Linked DNA regions of Mus musculus: region 2 is linked to region 1. The links are chromatin loops, found by intact Hi-C in ENCODE. Cell type or tissue: heart. All regions are shown on one strand. Links, peaks and the distances in the headings refer to the core of each region. The heading gives the core; the rest is flanking DNA.

Region 1 (12,175 bases), core at 2,680-10,679:
CACTATGTAGACCAGGCTGGCCCTGAACTCACAAGAATCCACCTATCTCTGTCCCCTTGCTGCTGAGATTAAAGGTGTGAAACACGACACCTAGCAAGGTTTACATTTTTATTACCAGAGGTCCTGCCCTGCTCCCAACACTGGAGTCAAGGGAAGAAAGTGCTTAGCCTTCATGTAGTCGGTTCACCTGAACCATAAGAGAGAGGTCAAGGCAGAGGCAGGAGAGTTACCAGTGAGAGGACAGCAGGACCTTCAGCAGGCACCCTGGGGTAGATTCTCAGGCTGCTTCATACCGACAGATGCACCGACCTCACTAGTAACGGCAGCAGGGATGTATACACAAACTGCTGCAAGCCTGGATTAGCCGTTTGACCTCCCCCAGCTTCAGCTATCTCATCTCAAGATTAAGGCACTGGACCATCAGACAATCTGAGTCCCCTCTGACCATAATAAAATGATGACTTGGCGTTTGGGTGCATTCTAAGACACGTGACCTCTGTGCATTTCACCTGGAAACTACCTCACTCTCGTACACAGAGGTTCAGAGGTAAGGGCATTGACCTTGCGGTTCGCACGCCTTGGTCTCCCTTTGCTTTCCTCAGCTCTAACCACCCAATGCGGAGCCGAGCTGGCACACCACTTCTGGGTGCTACAGGCCGGGCATCTGCTTCCCCCTGCTGGTCAAGTGTGGCGTGGCAGCCTCTCCTGCAGGAGCTAGGTTTGAGAGCCCGGCCTGTTGGCAGGTAGGCTGTCCAGCTTCACCTGGTCCTTAGGCTCGTCCCATCCAATTGCTCCCCTCCCCCGCCCCGCCCTCCGGGATCCCAGGAAAGGCTGTGATAAGAATGAGACGGATTCTCCACTGGCCCTGATCCCTCTACAGAAAAGGAATTTCGAACGCAGTGGTATTTAGAAATGAATAAACAATTGAGCGAGGCCATGTCCTGCGTGCTTTAAGATCTGATAAATGTGGTTGCAGTAGTTCTCATTTCACAAGGAAGGGGACCAAAGCAAAGCCACACAGCCAGCAAGCTCAAACAGGGACCTTATGCCTGGGAACAAGCAAAGAGGCTGGGAGACAGACACGTGATGAACATCTACAGACAGTACTGGGCTGCAGGACCACGGGCTGGGGGAGGAAAGGGAGGCGGGTTCCCCTTTGACCCCAGGGCCCCAAAGATGCTATCAGCCAGACCCTGCGGAAAATCCTTCCCGGATCCCTGTGCATTCCAGCCTCAGTCCGCTAGTTTTACAGCTTCCCGCAGCCAGGACGCTGTTTATGGCTGCCCCATTCTCCAGCCGTTGTCTCCAGGCCCCAAAGGCATCTGGCCTGGACAGGAGGCTGGGGGTTGGGGGGGATTGCTCCCCGCCCAGCCCTCCTTTGAACCCTGCTGGGCGCCGGAAGGAAGGGGCTGGGCTTGGGGCCTGCAGGCTGCACACTGAGCTGGAGGGGCAAGACCCCCCAGGCAGGGCCACCTAGCACCACCTATGTGCCCCTGTTTGCTCCCGCTGTGTGACCTTGGGCTCGTGATTTAACCTTCCTCAGTTTTAGTTCGTTCTTTAGAGAATGGAAATCATAGCTCCTCACGGTTCTTTTGGGAATGTGACATGTCAGGTACAAACTTCCTGCTTCAAATTATAGTTGATATGATTAGCTTTATAGAGCCTGTAAATAAAGCAGAGAACAGGAGATTCCCTCCATGTCCAGCAGGCCTACAAACTCTGCCCCAAAGCTAGTTAGTTCCCTGAGGTGGACCTCCAGCGCCCCTCTGAATCCTTCGCCCGCCCTCGCGTGCGTGTTGCCCTCTGCTGGCAGTGTGAAGAACTTCACTCTCAGCCACGGAATGTCCGGGAACCAGGGCTAGAAGGGGGCTCCTCTCCATGTTCCCAAGGTCCTCTAGAATCTGCAAAGGAGTCATAGACATTCAGGCTAACGAGGTTTGAAAATCTTGGACACGTAGGGCGGAGCCCTTGTAGAAGTGTTGCAGAGTCACGAAGTAGTTTGTTAGCTCAGCAGAGGGAGCAATAGAAAAAACCGACATGGGCTTTTCCTGATATGCCCACAGCCTGACAAACAACCGGGAGAGGGACAACAGAGCTACAGGAAGGACTGTAACACCATTGGAGACCTGGGGACAGGGCTGCCAGAGATGTGAAGCAAGCCCTAAACCCACCCACACCCCACTCTCACATCCACAGTAGGTTAGGGATGGGAGGAAATATCAAATGTGCCTACTAGCAAGGGCAGGACTCCTTGCAACAATGACCACCCTGAGTCTCTTAGGTACCACTCAGTGTCTGCTGAAGACAGTAACTCCAAGCCAGGCATGAGTGCCAGAGCAGACAACCAGGCCACTCTGCAAGCCAGGGCAAGGACGCACAGGCAGGAAGCACTTCTTCACATGTGGGACACTGGGCTGTAGCCCCAGGCCCTGAACCTGACAGCCCCTCTTTATTCCTGCTTTCCATGTGCCAGCTCAGACAAGGCACTGGGTGATTCCAGCAGAGAGGGTGTCAAGTAAGCTCAAGGGACTTTGGGTTGTAGACCTTTCTTGAAAGCCAAGGTCCAAATATCCTTCTGCAGCATGGAGCTGTGCCCCTCAGCACCATCCCCACCCTTCCCGAGGTCTGCCCTGTCCTCTCCACTCCATTTCCCACCAACTGCCCGACCATCTCCTCCCACACCACCACTCCAGCTGCCAAGAATTCCAAACAAAGGGCCAGGATCCAGACCCTGTTTATGTCATGGCAAGCTCTGTCCAGCCAGAAGCTGCCCACCTCTGACCCCCAGCCCTACCCCCAGGGCTCTGCTAGAACATACATTGAGCAGGGATGGGTGGACAGGCCCTTCTTGTCTGAGGTTGAAGGAAAACTGTTTCTCCGTTCTTAGCTTGAGCCCCAAACAGGTGAGCCTGGGGTGGGAAGCTTCTTTTCCAGATGACTTAAGAGCAAGTGGGTTAAGAGTGTTCTGCTTCCGGGTGTGCTTCTTGTGTTCTAGCTGCTCCCTCTTTAACCCATCACCCACCACCATCTCCCCTCTGGCCCCCCCACCAGCCTGTCTGGACAGCCTCCCTTCCTCACAAATAAACACGGTGCAGGGAACAGAGCCTGAGACCCCCAAGTGCAGCTGCCCTGGGTAGGCTGTAAACCAAATAGGTCTACTGTAAATACAAAGCAGGAACCTCTATAAACAGAAAGGGAGAGTGGCTCCAGCTGAGGGACTCTCAGGACAACACAGCAGAGGAAGGGTGCTCTGAGGCACCTAGTCCAGGGAAAGGAAGGACCAAAAGTGCAGGACAGGAGTGAGATAGCACAGTGACAGTATCCAGGACTCCACCTCACCAGCTCTCCATCACAACACACACCCCCAACCCCATGGAGCAGGGACAGAGTGCCAGGAAGTACCAAGGAATTGATGATCAAGAGCTGGGTCCATTGCTAATGTCCGGACAGAGGTCCTGGGAGCAGAGGGGTCTAGCAGGAAGTCCCCAGGCATCTATTCTGGAGGGGCAGGTTCCCAACTCCAAGGCAAAAAGCCAGTCTGTCTCCAGTACATCCTCCACCCCACCCCTACCCCGACTTCAGTCCATCCCATGTGACCTATTCTCCTTTGTTTTCTACCTCCTCCATTTCCACGTTTCCAACACGCTGAATTTTTAAAATTATTTTATTATTACTTTATATGTATGAGTGTTTGCCTGTATGTATGTCTGGGTAGCACATGTGCACCTGGTGCTCTCAGAAGCCAGAAGAGGGCATTGGACTCCCTGACACTAGAGTTACAGAAATGGAGCTACAGACCCTTGTGAGTCTCTTTGTGCTGGGAATTGAACCTGAAGCCTATAGACAATAGCAAATGTTCCTAATCACTGAGCCATCTCTCCATCCCCTCAACACATTGAATTAAGGGCCAAACTTGGAGCTAATACAATCACTCATTTCATATTTCAATGACCAGTAGGGACTGCAGCTGTAGAGACATCTGGCATATGTTGCTGTCTCCCCAGCCCATCTCTATACCCAGTTTCACTTCCTTTCACCTGTGTATATGGTCCTACCCCCACATGACCTCAGACAACCAAGAGAGAGGGCAAAGGGATTCAGGCAGACCCTGTTCTAGTGTCCACATCAATGCCTAGGTGTGAGGGTGAAGGGGAGAGAGAGATGGGACACCATGAATCTCCCCAAATTTCCTAAGACTGGAGAAGGTATACAGGCTGGCAGACCTTACAACCATGACCTGATTCTCCATTGCCCCCACCCCCAACTAATTGCTATTCATAGGACACAGCTGGGTGATTAATGGCCTGATTAATAATTACTCAGGCTAATAAAATAATTAATTAATTTGGCAAGCCATTATTTATCTGGCTGTCCTCAACCTGAAACTCAGAAACTAGGAGTTAGGGAATCTCCCTCCAGGCTCTTTCAAAAATATAATCTTTAACAGAGTGGGTGGAGATGTCTCTCTCCATCCCAAGACCCTTCCCAAGTGGGAGAGGAAAGGACTGGGGTTTCTGAGGATACAGACAGAACTTAGAGATGAACCCATAGCAACCTCAAACCCATGGAGGGGCTGACTCGAGGCTGGGGACTTTTAAGAAAGGCTGGAATGTTGCATCTGAGCACCCAGGTTTAGGGAATTTTTTTTTGTTTGCATTCTCTCCAGCAACTTGATTGATGACACCATTCTCAACAAACGATCTTTATCTCTCCTCTTGTCTCCCAAATTTATGATTTTGCCCCCAAGCCCCAGCTTAGGTGAGTGAGGAGTAGGTTAGACCCAAGAAGTACCGGGGAGTCCTCAGTACTCTCCAGGGAGTAAGTGCCCTCCATCTGTATCTAGGCTCTGCAGCTCCCTCCCTTAGATTTGGGTTCCCAGTAAAACCAAAGAAACAGGGGGACAGCTGATCTCTTGAGAGTCCAGAGTCTACTCCAGGAGTGGTTTGTCCCATTGTCTTATAGGCAGGTAGAGGTCAGTCTAGGCCTAGGGGCACACGTGAGTCCTTGTGTGCTTCAGTGGGAGAGATTAGGTGGGCTCCCAGCAACACTAAGTGTGCTTAAGAACTCCATCTTGTTCTAGATGGAAGCATGGAAAACAGGATAATAATTAGATCACGCCTAGGATAAAAGCCTCCACAAGAGAGATGCTTCTAAAGTTCACGTAGCCTAGGGTGGTGGTGTGTGCCCATAATTCCAGCGCTAAGGAGTTGGAGGCAGGAGTATCAAATAAAGGCCAGACTCTGTTATAGGCAAGCTGGACTCTCTATGGGAAGGAAAAACTCAGTTTGGACATTTGAAGTGTACGTTAAGGATTGAGCAGGAACCTGCTAGTGAAGATTGCAAGCCATTGCCAAGGCTGTTGAGGAGCAGGACAAGTGTGGACATGGGCAAAGCCAAGGTGGCCGGAGGAGCGTCCTTTCCTGTGAGTACTTTGGAGATAGGGAGAGGCCCATACTGATTTGTGTGTTCAGAAGACAGTTCTGGCAAATGGGGAAGAGCACTGGTACTTTGGAGCTTGGCTAGGAGACCCTGGGAACAGGCTGGACTCCGGGCCTCCACAGTGGACATGAAAGATCCCTCTGAGGTCTGGGGATTCCCACTCTGCTGGTCTTGAGTCGCTGCAGAACTGCGTGGGATCGTTGTTCTTAAATCTTCCCACACCTCTGAAGGATGGAGAGGAGCCAGGCCTGCCTTAGGGTCGGATAGCGTCTATGGGGTCCACCGGCGGCCTGCAGTGGAGGCAGCGCCGCTGCCAGCAGAGGGAGCGCGCGAGACGTGCCGGAGCAGGGCCTCGCTCTCGCGGGCGCCCCCTGCCGGACACCTGAGCCTCTCCCCCCCACCTTACCTCCCCCCCACACACACACACCCGGTGTCAACCGCGGGGACGGGTCTTGGGGGACTTAAACTCCCTACTGTGTGCTTCCAAATTGCGACCACCCAGGGCGACTTGGGCACTGGAAAGAGCGAGGCGAGGCAGGTCCTGCAGACAGTCTCGCCCCGGAACCCACCGGGCCAGCCTGGAGCGGGGGTGGGGCGCGGGGCCACCCGGGCGTCCCAGTGGGCGGCCACGATGTGAGCACCTGGTCCGACCCGCCGCCGCTTCCGGGGGTGAAGGGCGACTCATTCCACCTGAGCTTCCTTCCATTGCCTCCCCCTCCCACCCACCCCGCCCCGCCCCGCCCCCCCCCCCCTCGCCGCAGCATTTTTCACACCTCCTCTCCCTACCAGTTTCTAGTTATGAGGGGGTTTCAGGTTACAGTCCTCATTTTCAGTCCTTCTCCCTGAGCATCCAGGTTTGACTACTTTGGGGAAGTCCTTCTTGGTGTCTAACCACCATCCCTCTTACTGCATCTACAGCCAAATCTGCCAAGTTACAGCCTCACTGGAGAAAGTGAGTGCCTTAATTTTCTTCCCACTCTTGCTTACAATTCCGTTCCCCTATACAAAAAACTGTCCCCGCCACTCTATCTTGCATTCCGTTCGCCTTTTGTCATCCAGGCCATCCAACGCTGCTTCTGATGGTCTCCCTCCACCCCCATTCTAATTTCCTATCTCTCCGCCTCGCTAGCTGTGCCATACCCAATCCCCAAGAGCTGGACTGGTGGAGAGCCTCAGTTTCCCTGGGAGGGCGCTTAGTATGTGGCTCCCTCCCCGCCCTCCTACTAAGCGTGATTTGGGGTGTGGGGATGGGGGATGGAGGTCGTAAGCTGCTTGCGGAGAGGTGCTCGGTGGGAAGCCTGAGCCGAGTCTTAAGAGTCCCGCATCCCGCCCGCACCAGCGTGGGGCGCACGAGTTCCCATTCTTAGCTCAAGGAAGACCCCGTGTGGCCGTTGTAGGTGGCGCAGAAGAGGGAGAGCGCCCAGGCGCCGGACCGGATTCCGGGGTTCTAGCCTAGGGTAGGGACTTATTCCTCAGCAGTGCCTTGGAATCCTTCAGCCTGTTCACACACACTCAAAAACACAGCAACCTGGACTTGTAGAATGGTTTCGCCAAACCACAAGGAAAAGTAACGTACTAACAGCAGCAAGTGTGATTGTGGTTAGACTTCTGGAAGGACTTCAGATAGGGAAGCAGGGAGACGGATATTAATGAAGGAATGGAGGAGGGCAAATGGTTTGGTCCTGGGAAGAGAGGATTCTGAGGCTGGGGTGAGTGTGGTATCGTCACAGCGAGCCTCACATGCCTGTTCATTAAGGAACTACGCTCAGCTGACAGGTGGGTAGGGAAATTTCTCCATGCCAGGGGGCCTGCTCTTTGCCTGTGCCTTATGCAGGATGAGTGTGTGGGAGCCCAGGAAATGGTCACCCAGCAAGCGGGACTGGGACCATGCACAGCCCACCCTAAGTCTTTTGAAGCAGGAATTGTGACAGCGCCGCGCTCGCTCCCCAACCAAGGCGCCATGTCATTTGCACACATTTGCATATCCAGCTGTGCTCGGCTGCCTTTGGCTGCATGCCTTCATTTGGCAGTGGGTGGGCTGCACGCAGGGCGAGTGAGACCCATGGAGCGGGCCACCTCTGTGCTTGACCGCTGTCGCCGGCTCGCGCCACCTTCTGGGCATCTCTTTGCATCCTCCAGCCGCAGACCGAGGTCCACAACCGGGATTAGACACCACCACCTCCTAGTCTTCCAGGACCACTTAGACTCCTTCCTAGTCCAACCTTCCTGAAGGACTGGTGAAGTCTGGTATCCTGCTGAAATGCAGTGTATGTGATTGGGGTGCCCCAAAACTCTGGAAACTCCCCGAATTTCAGGCAAAGATTATGATGTATGCTCTGGTTAAGAACATCCTTCGACTTCTGCCAGCAGCTCCATGTAGCTTGATCTCTTACATCTGGGCCAGGCTTGTGCCCACTGGCCTTCTGTCAGAGGACTGCAGCCTCTGGACTGCCCTCACTCCGCTCATGAGCTGTTGCCTTCCTACCCTGACTGCCTTCCTGCCCTCTTGTCTCCCAGACAGAGTTGGTGGTATAGGCCTGTAATCCCAAATGTTCAGGAGTTGAAACAAAAGGATCACAAATTCAAGATAACCCCGGGCAATGTAGGAAGACCCTAAAAAAATTAATTAAAAAAAAAAATTGGCCGGGCAGCGGTGACACATGCCTTTAATCCCAGCACTTGGGAGGCAGAGGCAGGTGGATTTCTGAGTTTAAGGACATCCTGGTCTACAGAGTGAGTTCCAGGACAGCCAGGGCTACACAGAGAAACCCTGTCTTGAAAACACACACATACACAAAAACCAAACAAACAAACAAAAAAAACAAAGTAAAAAATGTATGTGTGTGTGTGTGTGTCACACATACACACGTATATCAGATGTTAGCTGACACCTGTAATCCTAGCACTCTGGATGCTGAGGCAGGAAGATTATCTTGAGTTTCAGGTCAGTCTGGGCTACATAGTAAATTCCAGGTCAGCCAGAGCTTCATATCAGGATCCGGTCACAGTAATAAGTATCATTATTAATAATAAAGCTGATCTTTAAAGGCTGGGGATGTAGTTCAATGGTAAAGCACCTGCCTACAGTATGAAAGGCCCTGGGTTCTCTCACAGAACACACACACCCGGAGATAAAAGAAAAAAGAGCTTCCACTGTCCTCTCAGGCCCCCTGGCACCAATATCTGCAGAGGCATTTGGTCTCTTGCACTCCCTAGATTGTGAGGTCTCTCAAGACAGGGATCATGTCTGTTCTTGGTGGTGTCCTACTTTGAGCTAGAGTCTGGTGCTCCAGGGTCAGAAAAACTAGACGGCGATTTAACAAGTGAAGCCTGCCGGGCGGTGGTGGCACACGCCTTAAATCCCAGCACTTGGGAGGCAGAGACAGGCAGATTTCTGAGTTCGAGGCCAGCCTGGTCTACAAAGTGAGTTCCAGGACAGCCAAGACTATACAGAGAAACCCTGTCTCGAAAAAACAAACAAACAAACAAAAAAAAAAAAAACAAGTGAAGCTCGATCCTCTCAGGGACCCACAGACACTCCAAAGTCATCCAGGCAATCTCAAGGACAACCGTGAAAAACCGCATAGGAGGCCTGTCTCCACGCAGCTCTCCAAGCCACCCCAGCTCACCCGGTGCACGAGAATCCAAAGGTGGGAAACCTGGGGCATGGGAATGCAGGCTGCAGGGACAGCTTCAGACCGGGCCAAGGGGTCGTGGTTCATCCTGAAGAAAGCATTCTCTTCTTGAAGCTGAACCTGAGCTACAAAACTGGAGAGATCCTAGTAGATAGACCCCACTCGGTGAGGGAATCAAAGGCTTACTACTTGTATGAAAGGGCAGATTTCCCCCGCTTTGGGTGAGTGAAAGGGGAGTCGCTTGCCCCTTGCCCATAGTAGGACACGTCCCTGGCAACCCTGGCATTGGACGAATGTTCAGTCTGAGCTGACCTGGATGCGATTTCCACGGTGGCTGCCAGAGGGCAGCATGAACCTCCAAATCACCTCAGGCAGCCTGATTCTGATTCTCCAGACTGAACCCCATCCCTGGCTTGGCCCAGCTGCTGTCTGTCTTCTCACAGTGGTCACAGGCCCTAAATCGGTGGCCAAGGACTGAGATGAGTCCTTGGTCTCATGGGAAAGGAGCTCCTCCCGGAGTCCTGCTGGAAACACGCCTGCTTCTGGTACAGAGGACCCAGACGCCTAGCACGGGCCAGTTTCCTCTGAGTTATAGGCAGAAGTGCTGGGGAAGAGCCAAAAGGTGATGGTCAAAGGATGAAAACGGTCCAGGTAGGCAGGAGTAATAGAAGTGATGGGTATGTTAATTCAATTATTTCACACTATAAACATACTGCTTCAGCCGGGCGTGGTGGCGCATGCCTTTAATCCCAGCACTGAGTTCGAGGCCAGCCTGGTCTACAAAGTGAGTTCCAGGACAGCCAGGACTACACAGAGAAACCCTGTCTCAAAAAACAAAACAAAACAAAACAAAACAAAAACAAAAAAACAAACAAACAAAAAAAAACAACATACTGCTTCAAAGCTCATAAATTAGTACAAGTATAATTTGCAAATATTTTTTAAATTAGTGAGTTAATGTGTATTTGTGAGCACGCATCCACACCATGTCACAACGGATGTGTAGAGATCAGCTTTGTGGAGTCAAGTTTTCTCCTTCCACCTCTATGTGGGCTCCAGGGTTCAGGCCTTGTGCTTCGAACACCTTAACACATGGAGTCATCTCATCAGCCTTTTTTAAAATTTTTTAATGTTTCATAAACCTAAGGAACTTTTTAAAACCCAGGTGTAGTGCCATATGCCTTTAGTCCCATGACTTAGGAGGTGGAGGTAGAGGCAGAGGCGGAGGCAGGCAGATCTCTGTGAGTTCAAGGCCAGCCTGGTTTACATAGTGAGTTCCAGGCCACCAGAGCTACATAGTGAGACTATCATGAAAAAAAAAAAAAAGTTTTTTTAAAGTATGAGTGTTTGTCTGTGCTGATGTCTGTGCATCATGTGTGTCCTGGTCCCGGGGAAACTGATACAGAGGGTTGGCTTAACTGCTGCCGTACAGCCTGTGCAACAACAGAACCAACAAACTTGTATTTCTGTGGTGCTGGGCGTACACATATCCAGCTTGTACTCTTCCACACTTAATGACCCTGTCCATAGCCTAGGGTGTTCAGGGTCCGTGCTGTGGACCAAACCCATTGCACTTGGGCAACTGAGCCATAATCCTCAATTTCCTCTTTCCCCCATACTTTTTAGTTCTCCCAGGCCTCTCTCAGAACTGAGAGCTGGAGGTAGGGATGTTAGCTTAGGGACTAAGTTGCATGCTTGGAGAAGAGGTAGGAGAGGGAGCAACTGTCCCTTCTCCATAATGACTTCTTCCTCTTAGCTCGGAGAAACTCCTCCTAAGCAGAAACCCAAGCACCGTTTGCTCATTTTCATAAATGATCTGCGGATTATGCGCTGCCTTGAATTTTCCAGGCAACTGCTTTCCACCCATGCCCATTAAATGGCTCAACTTAGACCTAGTGGAATTTAATGTAGTCAAAATGAGTACAAACGTATTCAAATGGATCCTTCCCTCCAGTTCACCCACATCCAGATGCACCATTTCTTTGTGAGGGACCCAGAGACAGTCAGTAAAAATCTCATCAAGTGTCACTTGGCCCTCCAGCAGAGACTGGGCATCTTTACCTGTGGCCTCTGAACTGCCAAGTCCTTGCTCTTCCTGTCATCCCCTTTTTAGGATGCCTAAAGGTTGCGGAGATTGAGGCACCCCAACCCCACCCCCCACCCCCGAGTAAAAATTAAAGCCACTAAAGATGCACAGGGGCACCTAAAATTATCCACCTATTCTTCAGGTTTCCAGGGAGGTCATGGAATTGAGAGGGAAGCCTACCCTTTCTCAGATCATGGGAGGGCGGATGCTGAATTGATTCATTGCCCCGAGAGAGCTCTTGGGAAGCAAAGCTCTAGCCTGCTGTTTATGGGGAGTGATGGCACTTGCCGCCTGGAGCCACAGAAGCATGCGCCTTCCTTGGGCTTCCTCAGTCCTTGAATCTGCTTGGCACACAGGGCACATCTGATCTCACCAAGTTCTCACCTCTGCCTTTCCGCCACCATTTCATTCATGTGCTGATTTCCACAGGGACACTTGTCTGCTTCTCTCTTTCCCACCTCCTCCTCAAGCTTGTATCTTGGTCCCCAAACTACACTGACCCAACTCTTTAATCCATGCCCCAGACTCACTCTTCCAGTGAAGTAAAGGACAGGGGTAGGGTGAGTATAGGGACATAATTCACTTGGTAGAGCACTTGCTTTTGCCTAGCTTGCACAAGGCCCTAGATATGGTGGCACATACCTAGAATCCCAGCACTTGGGAGGTAGAAGCAGAAAGATCAGACATTCAAGCTCACTCCTGGATAAACAGTGAGTTTGAGACAACCTTGGGCATCAGGTTTCCAGCGGCCTACATGCTCCCCAGACTGATGAATGGAAAGTTTTTACAGATATGATGAAAGGAACAAATATTTCAGACAGAAGCTAGGTGTGGTGGTGCCCCCCTGTAATAACATTCAGGATGCTAAGGCCAAAGAATAAGAGTTCAAGGCCACCCTTGAGATTCTGCCTCAAAAAGGTGTTTTTCACACAAAGAATCCAATGGTTTTATATCAGCAACTTCCAGTCTTACAGAAACCCCTGCCCTGAGATGATACAAACACCCCAAAGGTTAT
Region 2 (12,175 bases), core at 2,665-10,664, 94 kb after region 1:
AACAAAGTTGGATAGTGGTGGCTTTAATTCCAGCACTCGGGAGGCAAAGGCAGATAGATCTATGTGAGTTCAAGAACAGCCTGGTTTACAGAGTCAGTTCCAAGACAGCTAGAGCTAGAAAGAGATTCTGTCTCAAAAAACCCAAACCAAAACCACAACAAAAGAACTGGACATGCCGGGTGTGGTGGCGCATGCCTTTAATCCCAGCACTTGGGAGGCAGAGGCAGGCGGATCTCTGAGTTCGAGGCCAGCCTGGTCTACAGAGTGAGTTCCAGGACAGCCAGGGCTACACAGAGAAACCCTGTCTCCAAAAACCAAAAACCAAAAAACAAAACAAAACAAAGAAAAAACAAAACAAAACAAAAGACATGAAGTTGGGGTGTACAAAGGTAGATCTAGGAGGAATTGAGGAGAGGAATTGGAGGTTCTGAATGTGATCAAAGTACATTGCATGGAACTCTGAAATAATAAAAATATTAAAAACAAAAATTCAACTATAACAAACAACCCCACCAGTTATATTAAACAATAAATAATTGAATGGTTGAGCATTATGCTTAGCACATAATAAATGGGCAGAAAAATGTTATTATTATCATTAATCTGCCAAAGCAAGAACAATGCCCGCCACTGGGACAGGAGAGAGGATTCATCCTTTAACAACTATGGCTGCTCTTCCAGAGTACCCGGGTTTGATTCCCAGAACCCAAATAGCAGCTCACAATCCCATTGCAACTCCAGTTCAATGGGATCTGATATCATTTTCTGGCCTCCACAGGTACCAGGTATGTAAAGGGTGCACAGATATACTGACTTTAGGGTTTCTATTGCTGTGATGAAGCACTATGGCCAAAAAAGTAAGTTAGGGAGAAAAGAGTTTATTTGGCTTACACTTCCCTATGGCTGTTCATCATTGAAGGAAGTTAGGACAGGAACTACAGGAACTCAGGCAGGGCAGGAACCTGGAGGTAGGAACTGATGCAGAGATCACGGAGAGGTGTAGGGGGGCCAGCCCTGGTAGGGTCAGGTACTGAGGTGGGACACAGCATAAGATGGAGGTCAAAGGCTAATGATCTCTGGCCTTGTAACTCTTATTGTTCTGGGGGTCAGAAGCTGATAGCTTTCTTTCCATTCGCTCTAATCTCCAATGCCTTGATATCCTATTTCAAATTGAACCAAAGTGGGAAAACGTTGTCCATCAAAGTGCAGGTCTCCTGTACTCAACTCCCAGACAGAAAGTGGGCAGTGGGCAGCAGATTCTCTGAAGCTGAGCAACGGGGCATAGGAGCTGGCAACTGAACTCAGGTCTTCCACACGAAGAGTATGAGCTCTTTTTTTTTGTTTTTGTTTTCGAGACAGGGCTTCTCTAAATAGCCCTGGCTGTCCTGGAACTCACTTTGTAGACCAGGCTGGCCTCAAACTCAGAAATCCGCCTGTCTCTGCCTCCCAAGTGCTGGGATTAAAAACATGTGCCACCACTGCCCATCGAATATGAGCTCTTAACTACCGAGCCATATCTCCAGTCCCCACAGTTTTTTTTTTTTTTTTAAGTAAATTACATTAAAAATATTGAGGGGGGTGGTCTGGAGAGATTGCTCAGTGGTTAAGAACATTGGGTGCTTTCTCTTCCAGAGGTCCTGGGTTCAATTCCCAGCAACCACATGGTGTCTCACAACCAGCTGTAATGAGATCTGATGCCCTCTTCTGGTGTGTCTGAAGACAGCTACGGTGTACTCATATAAATGAAATAAATAAATCTTAAAAAAATATATATTTATTGGGTATGTGTGCATGCCACACGTGTATATCCTGGGATATACTTCTCGAGACCTTGGTTTGTGTAGTTAACGCTTGGCTGCCTATAGCTAACTTGGTGAACTTTCCGAGGTTGTTGAAATGACCCAAGGACACTACAGCTGTGGATATCCTAATGGTGGCGATGGGAATCTGTATTCGGGTAGGGCTTCTCAGCAAGGCTAATGTTAAGGGCTACACATAGCACCCCCTATAGCGAGTGCGAATTGGAGGCTGACAGAATCACGTGGCTTCCTCCTACCAATAGCAAAGTAACAATCGCTTCCTCCGTTCCCCATGGAAACAACACCGCCCTCAATGATCCTCCCGCCCCTTCAGTGCTGAGGTTTTGGCCTTTCATTGAAAATTCCGGGTGACAATCTAACAGCTGCCTCTTCTGGCTGGACAGTTGGCTTCCGTGAAGCGAGTGACTACGCTGACTGGTCAAGACGCGAAGGCTGGCTCATCTTCACCCAATGTTGCCTCTTTGAGGCGGGACCTAGCGAAGACTCAGGGCCAATCAGCGGTGACGTCGCTTGTGCGACTCCACGTCGGCAGCAGCTACGGGCAAGATGGAGGCGCTGATTTTGGTAGGAGCTGGAGGGCCAGTGGCTCCGTTGTGGTGTCCAGGGGGTCCGGGAGGTGGGGCTCATCAGCTGGGGCCGGGAGAGGGTTCCGGGCAGGCCTCGGGGGCCAAAGCTCCCGCTATCTGTGCAATGCAAGTGTGGCCTACAATGGGAGCTAGAGCCGCGGTATAGAGTAGGAAGCCTTGCCGGCAAGAGAGCAGGAGTCGGTGGCAAAGTTGAAGAGAACATGCAGGGTCCTTAGGAGAATTCTGATTGCGCTGGAGGGGTGTCTTTCAAGTTCTCCCCGATGGTTTTTGTTGTGGATCATACCTACTTGAGTTTCCCCAAACCCTCATATTCTAGTCCCCCAAGTTGCAATGGCAGAAGAGAGGTGTTTTGTCAGTCCCAGATCCTCCTGGTGGTGGTCAGAATTCGACTACCTTTTGGCAATTCCATGTCCTGTTCCTTTACAAAACTTGTTTTTATTTTCCTGTTAATCCTTAGTATGTAATTCTGTCATGATTGAGAGTCAGCATTCCATCCAGGTTCAGGAATACTTGGTAGAGCTAGTATAGATTTTGGAATATCTTTTTCTGACTCCTTATTCTTCTCTCCTACTCTCCCCTCCTTCAGACTTTAGGAACTCATACTGTAAGATCCATTTCAGCCTTCTTGCTTACATGAGAATTGTGATTATAGAAGTGCATTTAACTCTCTTGTCCCTTGATCCTTTCTGCTTGTTCTGCCCCCTAGAACAGGATCAGAGCATTTCTTTCAAGACACTGGCCAGCAGTTTAGAGACCCATGAGTCTGCCTACCTGTGTCTGTGTGTTAGTGTAGGAATTTAACTCCCAGCTTCTTTCCTTTAGTTGGACTCCAGGATTGTTTCTAAGAGTCTTCCTTAGCTCCTGTTTTCATTTATATTCCTTGTAAGTGTACATATCAAACTCTTGTCAGTAAAAGAAAAAAAGCTTTTTCTTCTTTCTTTCTTTAAAGGAAAAAAAGTTTTTTGAGACAGGGTCCCTCTCTACCTTTCCCTTTCCTGATGCCCTAGCTACTCATTATGTAAGCCATGTTGGCCTCAGACTCACAGAGGACCACCTACCTCTACCCTCCAAATTCGGAGACTAGAGGTATGTGCCACCACATCAACTTGTTTTAGTTTTCTCACTGAGAGTTTCATGTAGGTCTGACTGGAATCAACTTTGCCACGTAGCCAGGGCAGACATCTATACTCACCTGGCATTTATGTGGGAATTTGAACTTTGGTTTTCTTATTTGTATGACAAGCACTTTAACCACTGACCTATCTGTTCAAACCTCCTTACTTTCCTTCTTGCAAATGTCAAAGAGAATTTATTCTCATCATATGTGTTGGACAAGTTGAAGCAAAATGTTTAATGTATTGAGTAGTTCAAGTATTTACTATACCGGTCAATGAGTTTTTAAAAATCTTGTGACGATGTGGATAGAGTCTGTGAAACTAGTTTCCTTGGATGTTTTTGGTCTTCTTAATCAGGTGTGGTTGCTCACACCTGTAACCCCAGCACTCAGGCTGAGGCTATATTGTTGCTAGTTTGAGGCCAGCCTGGGTTACAAAATAAGACCTCGTCTCATAAAACCAAAATTAATGTAATTTAGTGGAACCAGCTTAAAGAGTGAGGAAAATGGTACTTGGGGAACTCCTTTCCCATTGGTTCTGTTGGGCTGGGTGTAAATGCTAAGAGCATATGGTCTAGCTATCTTTAAAAGCCCTGTGTTTGACCCCAGCACTAGGAGAGCTGAGGTTGTATGGGGAAATCTCTGTGTCATTTTCTCTCTTTCTTGCACTGTGTGGTATCTCTCAGCCTGCTTCTTCCTCATTGTTCCCCCTTGCAGCTGAGCTAACCAGCTGCATGTAGTAACAGACCCTTGCTAACTTGCCTGCATATCCCTCACCTTTACTTTTAAAACTATACTGAGCCTTTGTCACTAGCACCTTAATGTACTGGGTTTAGGGAAGCAGAGCTGTAGGAAAAGGCTCTTTCTAAGGAAGGGCAGTGCCAAAACCCCGTTCCAGTTTTGTTTCCTTGTTCTCTCAGAACAAATTTTTTTTTTTTTTTTTTTTTTGAGACAGTCTCATTATGTAGCTTGGGCTGGGTTTGAATTTGTCTTATCCCAGAGTCACCAGGTTTCTGAGGTTTCTGTAGGTTCTTGCACCTCTTCAGTTTGCAGAATTTTCCTTTCAGCCATGGGTTGTATAAAGTTTTTGTTGATGGTAAAATACCTACAGGGAGCTATGGATTGTGGCTCCCACCTTTAATCTCAGTGTTTGGTTGGCACAGGCAGGTGGATGTCTGAGAGTCTGAAGTGAGCCTGGTCTACTTAGCAAGTTCCCAGACAGTCAAAGCTATGTAGAGAGAGACCCTGTCTCAATAAACAAACAAACCAAACCTACAGGTATTAGTTTTTGTGCTGATTTTTAAAGTTCTTGACGATTAAACTGTTGTCTTTTTTTTTCCCCTATGTTCTTTCCAACTTTATTTAATGATTTTTTTTTTTTTTTTGGAAACTGGGTGTCATTATGTAGTCCTGCCTTGCTTGGATCTTGCTGTGTAGATCAGGGTGGTTTAAATGCATAAGGATTCTCCTCTGGCTCCTGAGTACTAGGATTAATGTTGTTTGTTTCTGTGCCCACCATCACCACCACCATCACCACCACCACCACCACCACCACCACCACCACCACCACCACCATCATCATTATCACATTTATCTTTTGAGACAAGGTCTCTTTACATAGTCTTTTTTTTCCCCCTGGTCTAAAGATTAATTTATTATTATATATAAGTACACTGTAACTGTCTTTGGACACACCAGAAGAGGGCATCAGATCTCATTATGGATGGTTGTGAGCCACCATGTGGTTGCTGGGATTTAAACTCAGGACCTACGGAAGAGCAGTCAGTGCTCTTAACCGCTGAGCCATCTCTCCATCCCTCTTTACATAGTCTTGGCTGTCCTCTAACTCACAGAAATCCACTTGCTTCTGCCTCACAAGTCCTGATATTAAAGGCATGTACCACCACACCTAGCCTTTTTTTTTTTTTTTTTTTTTTTTTTAGTAGATCCTGAGTACTTTTTTTTTTTAAAGATTTATTTATTATTATACATAAGTACACTGCAGCTGTCTTCAGATGTGCCAGAAGAGGGCATCAGATCTCATTATGGGTGGTTGTGAGCCACCCACCATGTGGTTGCTGGGATTTGAACTCAGGACCTTCGGAAGAGTGGTCAAGTGCTCCTATCCGCTGAGCCATCTCACCAGCCCCACACCTAGCCTTTTTTTTTTTTTTTTTTTTTTTTAAGATTTATTTTATTAATATATGTAAGTACACTGTAGCTGTCTTCAGACACTCCAGAAGAGGGAGTCAGATCTCGTTACAGATGGTTGTGAGCCACCATGTGGTTGCTGGGATTTGAACTTTGGACCTTCGGAAGAGCAGTAGGGTGCTCTTACCCACTGAGCCATCTCACCAGCCCCCACACCTAGCCTTTTAATACTATTTTTGAGAATAGGGTCTCATGTGGTCAAATCTGGTCTTGAACTCTTGACCCTCTGCGTCCGTCTACCTCCTAAAGTGATGACGAGATTATAGGTGTGAACCACCATAAACCATATCCAGTGTTGTTTTGAGGTAGGGTCTTTAAATTTATTTTATTATTTTATATGTATATGTAGGTGGGTGCCTGTAGAGCTCAGAAGAGGGTATTGGATCCTCTGGAACTGGAGTTACAGGCAGTTGGTTGTTTATGAGGGTATTAGGAACTGAACTTAAGTCCTCTTCGAGAGGCAGGAGGATTTTGAGTTCGAAGCTAGCTTGAGCACATGGTAAGACCCTGTGCCAAAAAAGAAAGCAGCAAGCAAAAATTAAAGAAATCGCTAAATCTATGCTGAGCTGAAGAGCGTACTGTACCTGGATAGTACTGAAAAGCTGCTCTTAGAGAGGACATGCTACTAAGCCGCCTCCAAGTTTCCTCCTCTTGCATTTCTGTTTGCTGGTTTGGTAGAACCTCTGGGATCAAACATGTTCTGGCCTCACCTCCACAAAGCACACAACTGTACAATGTTGAGAAGAGGAAAGGGAAGATCTAGAGGGCCAAGAAATGAGTCAAAATCTACCTTGGTCTGGGCATTTCTAGGTGACAATAGATTCCTTCCTTGAGGTACTTTACAGTGGATCCTGCTTGAATTAAAGCACCAGCCTTGGGAGATGGAGAGATGGCTCAGGGGATAAGAAGAGCATTTGCTTTCTTGCAGAGGACCTGGGCTGGCTTTAACTGCAGCATCCATATGGAGTGGTTCATAACCACCTGCAGCACCGTCTTCTGACCTTGGGCCTCAGGCAAGCATGTGATGCACACACATGCAGGCAAACAGTCATAAAAATAAATACTGAGAAAAGCAGTGCAGCCTTAGTTCATAGTTGGATTTACCAAATCTTCTTCCAGTCCTTTGTCTCTCAGTTCCCATCCTGTTTTTGGTCTCAGTTCCCTCTGCTGCTCTTTTAGCTGGCTCTCCCGTTCTCAGTTGTTAGTGGAGAGCAATCTGCAGGTTGCCATTCTCCATGAATAACCTGAAATCTTAATACCTTACACTTTCCTTCAGCCTTTACTTTTTATTTCCCCCACCCTCAAAGCTGAATTACTGTAGCAGTTCAGATCCTTAAAAACTTTGTACAGAGGTATTTTTTTTTCTTCCTGTTTTCAAGTTTTAATTTCTGAGTGTGTTTCCAGTGTTTTACAGATTAGACCTCAATTCCATACATTGTCTCACTTTAATATTTTTTCCTAAAACTGACAAAATCCTGATTTCCACTTCTCATTCAAATATCAGGCCATCTAAAGTGCACCAGGATGTATATGCATCTAGAGGAGGAAGCTGCAGGACACATTGGCGACTCAAAGGTTGACATTGTTTCAGTGGCCTTTGCTTCCTGAATCATCTTAATGGGGCTTTTGTTAAATTCCTTTGGCACTAACAGTGGAGATACTTGGCCTGAGTGCCCCTTCCCCCTGCTTTGGGCAAAGGTATCAATTACATTAAGCCCCCAAAGCACTCCCATCTCGTCCCTGGCAGTCCCCTGTGCCCCTCTCCCAGCTGCGTCCTTGCTGGTGCTTGGCCCCTCCATTTCGTTAGGAGAAGCAATCTCCTCATTCCTGCACCGAGGAGATATATTTCTCAGGCAGGGCTTGAGCTGTGCCAGCACTACCCCCGGTGAGGTCCCTGGCAGCCATAAAAATTTTTATTGTGATTATGTTGGTGTCGGGGTGTCCATCTGGGTTATTGCACACCTAGTTTAATTGATTGAAGTTTAATTTATTGACACTTCAAATTAAATGATCAGAATAAACTGTGCTGTTACTCTGGCCGGCTTGTTTTAATGGTTGATTGCTGGAAGCAGACCTTGGCTTGAACTAAAACCCCAAAAGAGTAATTGACGCTGCTTCTAACTCTCCCCATGTCTTGCCCTCTAAGAAGACCTCGTTATAGATTTCCGACGTATTTATTTATATATTTTTTTCCTCTCCTTCACAGTGGTGGGAAAGGGTTGGTCCCTGGCAAGGTATAAATTATATGAAAGGTCTTGGGGAACTATCACATGGTCTGAAAGGAAGGGAGGAGGAGGAGGCCTCTACATAAAGAAAAGCAGACCCCAGAGAAGCCAGGTCCTCCCGGGGAGGCAGATTGTGAGTGCAGCTGTCCATCTATGTGAGGGAACCTCAAGGCTGGGCTCCTTCTCATCTGTGTTCTTGCTACTTGCTGTTTCTTACTCCACTGGCATGGTGTGACTGGCATTGGCAGTGTGTCGACAGAAAAACTAAAGGAAAGAGGAGCTGGAGGGGCCAGTAAAGATGGAACAGGCATCACCAGGGCTGGTGCAGCCATTTACGCTGGACTAATGAAGGAATACAGCTGATGAAGATGCCCTGGGAGGCTAAGTCCGTGTGCACTGTGAGATGCCAGTGTTGGCAAAGGCCCTCCAGGTTTCCCTCTTTTGGTGTTGGGCAGAGTGTTTCTCTCTCAGCAGACTGTTAGATTTATTCTGTCCTTACATTGCCTAGCCTTTGTCACCTTCGTGTCTTCAGGAAATCCTTTTGTCTAACTTAATTCACGTGCTGCGGAGGAAAGCTTATCTCGGTGCTGGAAATGTAGCTCAATTGGAAGAGTGCATACCTGGCGCCCCATAAATTGGGTAAGGTGGTGTACACTGTAGCCTCCGTACTCAGTAGATAGAATCAGAAAGATCAGAAATTCAAGGTTATCCTCAGCTACATGGCAACTTGTGGCCAGTCTGGAATATCTGAGGACCCCCCCCAATAAATAAACAAATAAATAGATAGATAGATAAATAAATAAATAAATAAATAAATAAATATCAGAGAGTAGAAAGTCTGCATTTTACTGGCTTTTATTTTTTTCTTCACCATCAATGTACATAACTCCACTTTTACCAAATTGCTCTGTTAACAAATTGTCCCCAACTTTTTTCTGTGTGTGTGTTGAGGGTGTTAATTATATAGCCGAGGCTAGCCTTAATTTATGATCCTCTTGTCTTATTTTCCTGCATAGGAGTTATAGGTATGTGCCACCAAACCCAGCCTCCATCTTCTCTGTTATGTAGTTAGACTGAAGAACACAGAAACTGTTCACTTTGTCTTTAGATCCTTTGTCTGGAGCAGAGGGCAGCAGGATTAGTCATGATATAAACTAGGGTGGAGGGCGAACCATAAGTGGATCTAAGCTGATGGTGGTTGTCTGTAACTCCCAGCACTTGGGAAGCAGAGACAGGATTCCTGGCCTGAGGCTAAAAGTTTGAGGCCAGGATGAAAATTGTAGTAAAATCCTGTCTTGAAAAAAAAAATGTGAAAAGAAATTTAAGGCTTGCTGGAGAGATGGCTCAGAGGTTAAGAGCACTTGGCAGTCTGTTATTCCAGAGGTCCTGAGTTCAATTCCCAGCAACCACATGGTGGCTCATAATGAGATCTGGCGCCCTCTTCTGGCTATGCAGCCAGAATGTTGTATACATAATAAATCTTAGAAAAAAAGAAAAAGAGAAAGAAAATAAGACTTTAGGGCGTTTTAAATTTAGATGTCCAGTCAGGCATGGGCACAGGCCCGTTCTAGTACTTGGGAGGCTTAGCTGGAGGGTTGCAAATTCCAGGCTTGTTTAGGCTATATACTGAGGCCCTGTCTCAAAATACACAAGGGCTGGGGATATAGTACAATGATATCATGGAAAGAAAAAGAACAAAAGGTGTCTCTAGTCCCTTTTGACTTTTTTTCCTTTGCTGAATAATATTTAAGTGCGGGCTTCTGAAGAACCCATTTAGGTGGCAGGGTACTCTGATGTAGCACTTAGGCCTGGCTGAGGAGTACATCTGACTTCAGTTTACCTGGCTGTCAGCATTACCACCTCATTTATGTGAATCCTTTTCACTGGTAATGGCTGAAGAGTTAGGAGCTGTGTGACCCCTGGGGTGGGGGAATTCTTCAGCAGCTAGGTGTCCTGAGTTTTCAGAAAATACTTAGGGAACTGGGCTATAGTTCAGGCCTTTAATCCCAGCACTTGGCAGAGGCAGGTGGATCTCTGAGTTCGAGGCCAGCCTGGTCTACAGAGGGAGTTCCAGGAAGGCCAAAGCTACAAAAAGAAACCCTGTGTGTGTGGGTTATGGGGATGTGGGGGGAGAATAAGACGAAGAGAAGGAGGGAGGGGAGCAGAGGAAGGAAGGAAGAATGAGTGAATGAATGAATGAATGAATGAATACCAGGGGGTCTGGAGAGATGACTCAGCACATAAGAAAAGCACTTATTGCTTTTATAGAGAACCCAGGTTTGGTTCCTAGCATCCACAGGAGATCATACATGTAAAATAAATTCTCTAATTCATACATGTAAAATAAATGTTTTACAATTTAAAAAAATACAATTAAAAAGGGAAAGAAAGAAAAGCAAAGACCTGGTACTCTACATTGCCTAAGAGCTTGAGGCTTGTTAACTTGTACAATTTGGTCACCAAAGCTGGAGGCCACCGAAAGCTGGAGGTTTATGGTGCTGACCCTTACTCCCCCTGCTGGCTGTGTGAGATCCTTGGCCATATTAACTTACAAAGGCCACATATTTTTATTGAAGTTGTTAACTGACTGAAGGCAGAAAATCATTCATTTCCTCTTCACATTCAAAAGACTGTTTGGCTTTTTTGAACAGGGTCTCACTATGTAGCTGTGGCTGGCCCAGATCTCACTACGTCTACCAGTGTGTCCTTAGACTGACAGAGATCAGTCTGCTTCTGCCTCCCAAGGGTTGGGACTAAAGATGTTGGCCACCAAACCGGGCTCTTCACATAATCTTATCTTCAGAGGATTGAATTTTAAACCTAGTTCAGTCTCACCTGTGTGGTGTGGGTGTTTGTTTGTTTTTTGGGGACAAAGTTCAGAAATTTTTATCAGCTTATCACAAGGGTCTGCTGTAATTTTTTTTTTTTTAAAAAAGGCCATAACCCTAGCTAATCTAGGTCCAGCCTTTCACTTCTCCTATGAGGAAGTTGAGTATCAGAGAAAGGGAGGGGAAATTTTGAGTTAATAACTTACCCAGAATTCAGAGATGCCAGCTCCTTCAACTAGCAGAAGTTTTGCCCCATGCTTGGACTCTCCATGTTTCCTATCTGTATGTCTGTATGGGGTAGGAAGATGTGTGTGTGTGCATGCATGCGTGTGCAGATATAATGAATGTGTGTGCATATGTGTGGAGGGTGGAGGCTAACCTCGGGTGCTATTTCTCCTCAGCAGCCAGCCATGTAGTTGGTTTTTGTTCATTTGTTTTGTGTTTTGTTGTTGTTATTGTTTTGAGAGAAGGTTTCTCTGTGTAGCCCTGGCTGTCCTAGAACTGGCTGTATAGACCAGGATGGCCAGAGATCCACCTACCACTCACTGCCTAGCTGAGTTGTTATTGTTGATTACCTTTTTGATTTGGCTGGCTGGCTGGCTAAAAGGGATCTTTGCTACCCTGACAGTGCATGTGATTAAATGCACAAGTACTTCCACCAGCTGAACTATCACTCCAGTTTTGGGGTTTTTTTTTTTTTTTTTTTGGTTTGTTTGTTTGTAGACAGAGGCTTGTGAACTTACGTAGCTGATGATCTTGAACTTTGAGTCTTCAAACCTCTGCCTCTTGACTGCTAGGGTTACAGACTGTGATGCCATGTCTGTTTTTAAGTAATACTAAGGATTGAACCCAGGGCCTCATGCATGCTAGGGAAATACTATAACAGAACCATAGTCTCAGTTCCTAAGAAGATTCTTCCTACTGTGACTTTCTGCCATCAGTACCTCCAGAATATGTGTTTAGTTTCCCCTCTACAACCGAAATTTGGTTTCATATAAGATAGATAATTTCTCCAGGACCCATGGGTCTTTTTAAGATAGGGTCTCATTATATAGCCCCAGCAGGCCTGGAACCCTTTATGTAGACTAGACTGGCCCTGAACTTTCAGAGAGCACCCTTTTTCTACCTCTTCAGTGCTACGATTAAGATTTGTGGAGGAGCTAGAGAAAGTATCCAAGGAGCTAAAGAGATCTGCAACCCTATCGGAGGAACAACATTATGAACTAACCAGTACTCCGGAGCTCTTGACTCTAGCTGCATATGTATCAAAAGATGGCCTAGTCGGCCATCACTGGAAAGAGAGGCCCATTGGTCAGGCAAACGTTATATGCCCCAGTACAGGGGAATGCCAGGGCCAAAAAATGGGAATGGGTGGGTAGGGGAGTTGGGG

Evidence for each region. Hi-C counts contacts between places; a loop is a spot of excess contacts. Peaks named below come from ENCODE experiments on the same cell type or tissue, not always from the same donor. Only the 100,000 strongest peaks of a DNase experiment are listed, where the experiment ranks them.
Region 2: a loop joins it to region 1, with 4 times the contacts of the local background. A loop is called at or near these places in 2 of 42 quality-filtered maps.

The regions. Positions count from the first base shown.
Region 1 is chr15:103,176,566-103,188,740 of GRCm38, forward strand. No RefSeq gene overlaps it. Among named protein-coding and RNA genes, the nearest start is that of Smug1, 19 kb to the left of the region's middle. In heart, for the core only: CTCF peaks have their summits at 6,816, 7,570 (motif pointing left) and 9,416; DNase peaks (open chromatin) are centred at 5,806, 6,796, 7,286 and 9,446; H3K4me3 peaks cover 2,084 bases; H3K27ac peaks cover 396 bases; H3K27me3 peaks cover 3,616 bases.
Region 2 is chr15:103,270,558-103,282,732 of GRCm38, forward strand. It overlaps Copz1 (coatomer protein complex, subunit zeta 1), which reads left to right and starts at 2,331. Exons shown (of 9, transcript NM_019817.2): 1 at 2,331-2,384. The coding sequence starts at 2,367. In heart, for the core only: CTCF peaks have their summits at 9,400 (motif pointing left) and 10,495 (motif pointing left); no DNase peak of the experiment used is centred there; H3K4me3 peaks cover 1,067 bases; H3K27ac peaks cover 871 bases.